Linked DNA regions of Mus musculus: region 1 is linked to region 2. A link is a loop called in an ENCODE intact Hi-C map of the cell type or tissue named here. Cell type or tissue: heart. All regions are shown on one strand. Links, peaks and the distances in the headings refer to the core of each region. The heading gives the core; the rest is flanking DNA.

The links. A loop is a pair of places that touch in the nucleus more often than their neighbours do. Peaks named below come from ENCODE experiments on the same cell type or tissue, not always from the same donor. Only the 100,000 strongest peaks of a DNase experiment are listed, where the experiment ranks them.
Region 1: a loop joins it to region 2, with 6 times the contacts of the local background. A loop is called at or near these places in 3 of 42 quality-filtered maps.

The regions. Positions count from the first base shown.
Region 1 is chr1:135,809,895-135,812,798 of GRCm38, forward strand. It overlaps Tnni1 (troponin I, skeletal, slow 1), which reads left to right. Exons shown (of 10, transcript NM_021467.5): 10 at 719-1,095. Among named protein-coding and RNA genes, the nearest start is that of Lad1, 7.3 kb to the right of the region's middle. In heart, for the core only: a CTCF peak has its summit at 1,549 (motif pointing right); a DNase peak (open chromatin) is centred at 1,547; H3K27ac peaks cover 1,192 bases.
Region 2 is chr1:135,944,639-135,947,542 of GRCm38, forward strand. No RefSeq gene overlaps it. Among named protein-coding and RNA genes, the nearest start is that of Pkp1, 27 kb to the left of the region's middle. In heart, for the core only: CTCF peaks have their summits at 341 (motif pointing left) and 1,235 (motif pointing right); DNase peaks (open chromatin) are centred at 353 and 1,333; H3K27me3 peaks cover 697 bases.

The sequences.
Region 1 (2,904 bases), core at 275-2,774, 130 kb before region 2:
ACTTGGGCTTGTATGTGATCAGTGGTCCTGGAACTGGCAGCATCTATGTGTTCCTGGTTGCAAATGACTGAACTGGAAACTGGGGGGACCCTAGAGGACCCTGAGACAGGCAAGAGTCTGAGAGTACAGGGTTAGGTGATGCACAAGGTCCCTCCAGCTCTAACGCTTTTCTAACTCAGTCTTTTCTTTCACTTGTCACTTGGTGCCATACTTGGCTTCCATACCCTCAAAGAAGCTCCCCCAGTCACTACTCCCAGAGAAACAGCAGTTAAGAGATGTTCAAACCCCCCCCCCCACTCCAGAGAAATAGCTGCAGGAACTGCTGAAGCAGTGGAATTGGGCCATAAAAGCCCTGCTGTGGGCCCTAGGAGGGGAGGTGTAATAGCCAGGTCTACAGGCCACACAGAGCCAACTTCTTCACAGAGCAGATGTTAGCTAGTGATAGGTGAGGGTTCACACATGAAGGGGAAGGGCTGAGGGTGCAAAGGTCAGCTATGGGAGGGAACCGGTCTGGAAGATGGCCAGGACAGGTTGGAGGGAAGGAGCTAGAGAGGGAGGCAGCTTGGGATCTGGACAGAGCAGCTAAGTCCCATGGGTGGTACAAGGGAGAAGCCCCAGGGACTATGGGGGCTGTGTGTGCTGTGTGTTAATCAGGGTTACCTAAACAGCACGCATCACTGGGATCTATCTGATGGCATCTCCTCTTTTGTCCTGACAGGTTGGCTTGCTGTATGACACTCTGTGTCATGCTTTGGTCCCTTTCCAGCCCCACTCACCTATCTTTCTGCTCGTGCCTGGAACATCCCTAATATGCGCTCCCTCCCTCCAGCCTATGCACACACCTTTGGAGCCAGGATGAAATGGCGCACAAAGGGGAAGAGAGATGCCAGTGCCTGGGACCTCATCCCAGCAGTGTGGGCTTATGGTACCCGCTGGGCATGCTGGGGTTATCCAGTCACCCCAAGGGGCCCTAGGCTGAGGAGGGAGGCAGAGAGAACTGCCTCTCAGCAGCCCCGTGTTGCTTCCCTCCATCTCTGTTGCTACCTGCAGTATTCACAAGTTCTCCATTAAAAAAAAAAAAAGATCCAGGTTTCCAATGGTTTCTGTAGCCCTGTTGTTAGCACTCAGAAGAAAGTGATGACCACAAGGGGTCTGTGGAAAGCAATCTGGGGGCTTCAGCCTCTAGCCAGAGGAGTTTAAGATCACAATAGAAGGCTAAGGCTTTGGTGGCTGCTTACTAATGTGCCCCGAATGAATCTTCCTTCCAAGTCACAATGATTTCACACACTCTCATCACCCAAAGCCCTGATCTGAGGACCACTGAGTCCTACCCTAAGATCTAGCTGTTAGAGCGGTGTCCCGTTAGGAGTCACACCCCACCTGATCTCCCCAGCCTCCACAAACATGGACCATCTGTTGCTTTCACATGTACCTAACTGCTGTGGGCCAGGAGGTCAAGGTGCTTATGCGTTCTCATCTGGTCTGCAGGGCTCAGGGCATGAGCTTCTTTACCCGCCTGTCTCTCAGGAGGGGCACCCTGCAGTTCCACATCTGGCCACCAGGAGGCTTCGACTCTCATCTCTGGCCATGGCTGCTCAGGTCCTAAGTCCTTGCTCTCTGCACCTTCAAATAACTTCCTCTCTTACTGGAGACGTCAGAGTCAGAAGGAGGAACATTTTCTGAGACCTCTGCATGGACCTTCTGTCCTTTCCCCAAGGGCAATAGTGTGTCAGGGACCCCAGTTTCCCCTCACACTCCTGTCAAAGTCAAACACCCTCAAGGCTCATTCTTTCTGAAAGGTGCCCGGTCCACCCAGTGGTCTGACCTTTGGGCCAATTCCTTTTTCTATCTCATTAATGTTTGGGCCCAAAACCTGAGAGGGGTTTAAACCAGGAGATGGGGTGGGGGCAGTCTTGTGTCCTTGAGTTGCACGCACCCCCTCTTCTCCCTTAAAGGAGCAGGGAAAAAAACAAAACAAAACCAAAAAAAAAAAAAAGCTGAGTGGTGGTAATCCCAGCACTTGGAAGGCAGAGGCAGGAGGATGTCTGAGTTTGAGACCAGCCTGGTTCCAGGACAGCCAGGGATATACAGAGAAACCCTGTCTCGAAAAACAAAACAAAACAACAACAACAACAACAACAAAACAAAATAAAGAAGCAGAGAGCAAAATTCAGGGCCAGAGTGGAACTTGGCTTTTTAGGGTGGTGTCAAGGGCAGTTCCTGAGCTAAGCCACCTGGAAAGTGACTGGTCCCCAGGAATCGTCCCAGCAGAGGCTAAGCTTCCCGAGCAGACTCTTGGAGTCTGGAATTACCCCTCTCTACCCTCTGATCTCCACGTATTATCTGTCATGAATTCCAAAGGCTGGTGCGAAGTGCAGCATTGGTACAGTCTGAAGCAGGCATGCTCAGCCTGCCTGTGGCAGTGGGGACAAGCCACTTGGGGTGCATTAGGAAAGGCAACACCTAGCACAGGGATTTTACTACAAGCACATCAGTAGAGTCAGGGGTGTGCATAGAGCATGCCTACCATACACACATGCCTGCAGTCATAGATACACCCAGACACACATGCATGCATACACACACACACACACACACACACACACACACAGAGAGAGAGAGAGAGAGAGAGAGAGAGAGAACTGGGGAACCTGACAGGGCTGGTTCATGCCACAGAACATAGGGTGAGGCTTCGTGCCTGGGCAGCCAAGAAACCCACCCTTCCCTGCCTTACGGGCTCCTTCCTCCTAGCTGGCCTGGCTCCAAAGCATGTCTCAGTGTTTTGTCTCTTTCCAGCCCTTTGATAGAACCTAGCCTTAAGTTCCTGAGGAAAATCTTGGTCTGCCAGTAGACTGTTAACCTAGGAATTGGGGTCTCCACCCTGCTCTTACAGAGTTGGAAGAC
Region 2 (2,904 bases), core at 95-2,594:
TATCTGGTATTCAGTCCCTTCTGGTAGACACTCAGAACCAAGCTCCAACCTCCAGAAGACCCCAGAATGAGGAACTGCTCAGACAGAGGACTACAGAAGGCAAACGGGCAGGAACTGAGAAAGGAGACATCTTTCTCCAGACTGGAAACAGGACCCATGGGGACAGCATGCAATTCTCCCCAGAGAGGCTTATAGAGAACAAACAGCGATCTATTGGTACCCACAGCTCCAACCTTACCTCCATGTCGCTCCCCTATCTTAGGCTGTTCCCACATTTCCCCCCATCTGTCACTTTAAACAGCAAGACTCTCTCTATTCCAACTGTAAGTCCTATAGCACCCCCTGGTGGCATACCAGGAACAGCCTGTGATGGATGATAGTGTCCTAGGAAACCCAAGGCACCTCCTCCCAGCTTTGCCCACAGCCTCTGCCGTATCCTTCCTCTATTGTGGGGGGGTGGGGGGGGTCGTGATAATGCGGTCTGGTCTGGCAACTTTACACCAGCTTCAGAAAGCTCCTCCTTGATAGCAGAGAGCAGGTCCACACTGCCCGAAGCCTGCGCGGCCCCAGGATGAGGGATGGGGGTGAGCGGGCGTGGCATATGAGATTTAGAAGTAACAGTAGTACCTTGACAGAAAGGCAACTTTGATCCTCATGGAAACTCTAGAAAGATTCGCCTAGGACTTTCATTTTGCGATGAGGAACTGAGCGCAACAATGTTAACCAACTTGCCCAAGACAATGCGACCAGTTAGGACGGAGCCAGGATTAACCAAGGCATCCAGGGAGCCCTGAGCTAGAGGTGCCCGTAGAATGCATAGCCGCAAATCCAGAACTACCTTGGAGACGGAAGTCTATTCTGCCACTTACTCAGGCAAGGTCCTCTCTGAGCCTTATTTGTTCTCTGAGGGAATTAGACTACCCTGTCTCCATGACTGCCCTGAGATCAGGCCTAGATATAGACTTGGTAGGCTTAGGGACCAATTGCTGCCCCAGCTGTAGGCTGGTTGCAACCCCCACCCTCAATACCCACACAAGACTGAATGGGGTCCCAGGGTCTTAAGGAAAGCGAAACGACAGACTGTAGGTGAGTGCTCAGGGAAGCAGTCTTCTTGTTTCAGCTTCCCTCTTCCAGGAAGGTCCTCTAGCGTTTAGTTCCCTTGAAGCCTTGAAGCTGTAAGCTACCTTCAGAGCCTTTTCTCCCACCTGTGAAGCTACAGTTCCTTCTTGGTCACCAGAGGGCGCTCTTACCTACGGTCCCAAGGCTCTCCTCCAGGCTTGGCTCAGGACCCACTTTACTTCCTGTGTCTTATGGCCTCGTGGCCAGAACTGTCCTCCAAGGTGAAGACTGTCTCTGAGCCTCTTAATGGGACACGCAGCGGCTATTGTACCAAGTAGCATCTGAGGCTGCCTGGGGCATGCACACAAACTAACAAACTAACCAACAACAAACAAAAAACCTAAAACCTGAACAGCTGTGCGATTTCACCCCTTATTATTACCACTGAGTATTGATCTCACGCCTGTTTACCATTTTCCTGCCCCGTGTTGTCATCTCCTGAAGGCATGACTTTGTCACACAAAGGCTGCGAAGAGGTTGCTGCTGGGTGGTTCTCATGACCAATTCCAGCATGTCTTGGTGGCCACCAGATGCCTAGGAAGTGCCTGTTACAGGGCAGTAGGTAAGACCATGCCAGCTCTGGGCAGGAGGGCACATGCACAGGGAGACAGACATAAAACACTGGAGGAAGCCAGGCCCCGTCCCAGCACACCCACAGTGTCAGAAGTAGAGCCAGCAGGAAGGAACCATGTATAGGTTTAGTTCAGAGAAAACAACACAGATTGGGGTGGGAATTTGGCAACGTCTTAGGCGTTGTCTGTGGTCCTGGTGCTATAGAAGGGGGTTTCCATGGAGACAGGAGGCTCTGACTCACCTCCCAACATGATGGAATCTTCTGAGACCACAGCCGTTGACTAAGGATTGGGGCAGAAGGACAGGGTGGGTGGGTTGGCAGAGTGGGGACCTGCTGTATTTTTTTAAGGTCAATTATCCTTGTCTTCCAGCAAACTGAGGCTGGCTCCAAAGGATGCAAAACGCTTCCCATGGGTGCCTGTGTGGAGGTATGCTCTGCCTAGTGAGAGGCAGGAAGGGCTCTGTCTGTTTCTTCAAAGTGTTGTTTAAAGAAAGTTAGCATTCCCCTTAGTATGGAGCAGGAAGATGAACCGTGGTCCTCCACTACCTGTGAGCAGGCCTAAGGCTCCTGGCTTTTGCTTACATTAGGCCTCCTCCACAGCCAATAGGAAGAGTGATCTGGACACAGACTGGGAGAGTCCTCTTGACCCACATGTCCTACAAGGCTGTGCTCAGGTGTCACCTCCTTCAGGAAGCCTTCCTTGATTCCTTAATGTGAGTTAGATGTCCCATAGCTCTGCTGTGCTTATCTAAGCCACCACTGGCCCAATTGTCCTAAAGCTGCTTGGCCTCTGACCAGTGTGCCCTGAGGTTAGGGCCATCTAGGGTAGAGGCTAAAGTGCTCCCTTAACAACCAAATACAGTAAGTATTGTGTACCACTGCTCGAGGCAGTCTATAAAGTAAGAGGTCATTTGAGGGGCAGGCTTTGAGTCTGGGCAAACATCCACACGGCCAGAAGTGAGCCTGGCCTCTAAGTCTCCCTTAGTTTGTCAGAACTGTTGCCACCAGCATTTGCATGGATAGGGGAACACAGGGGGGCTGGGGGAGGCCCCAGTTCAACTCAAGAATACTCATCCTCAGCTCACAGTGGGATGGCAACACAGGGCCATCTCTAAGGGTCCCTAAGATTTAGTCTGAGGAGACTGGCCTGGCAAATGGCTGAGAAGTGCTTAGGTGATGGGTCTTTCAATATAACCCCCAGGTCAGATAAG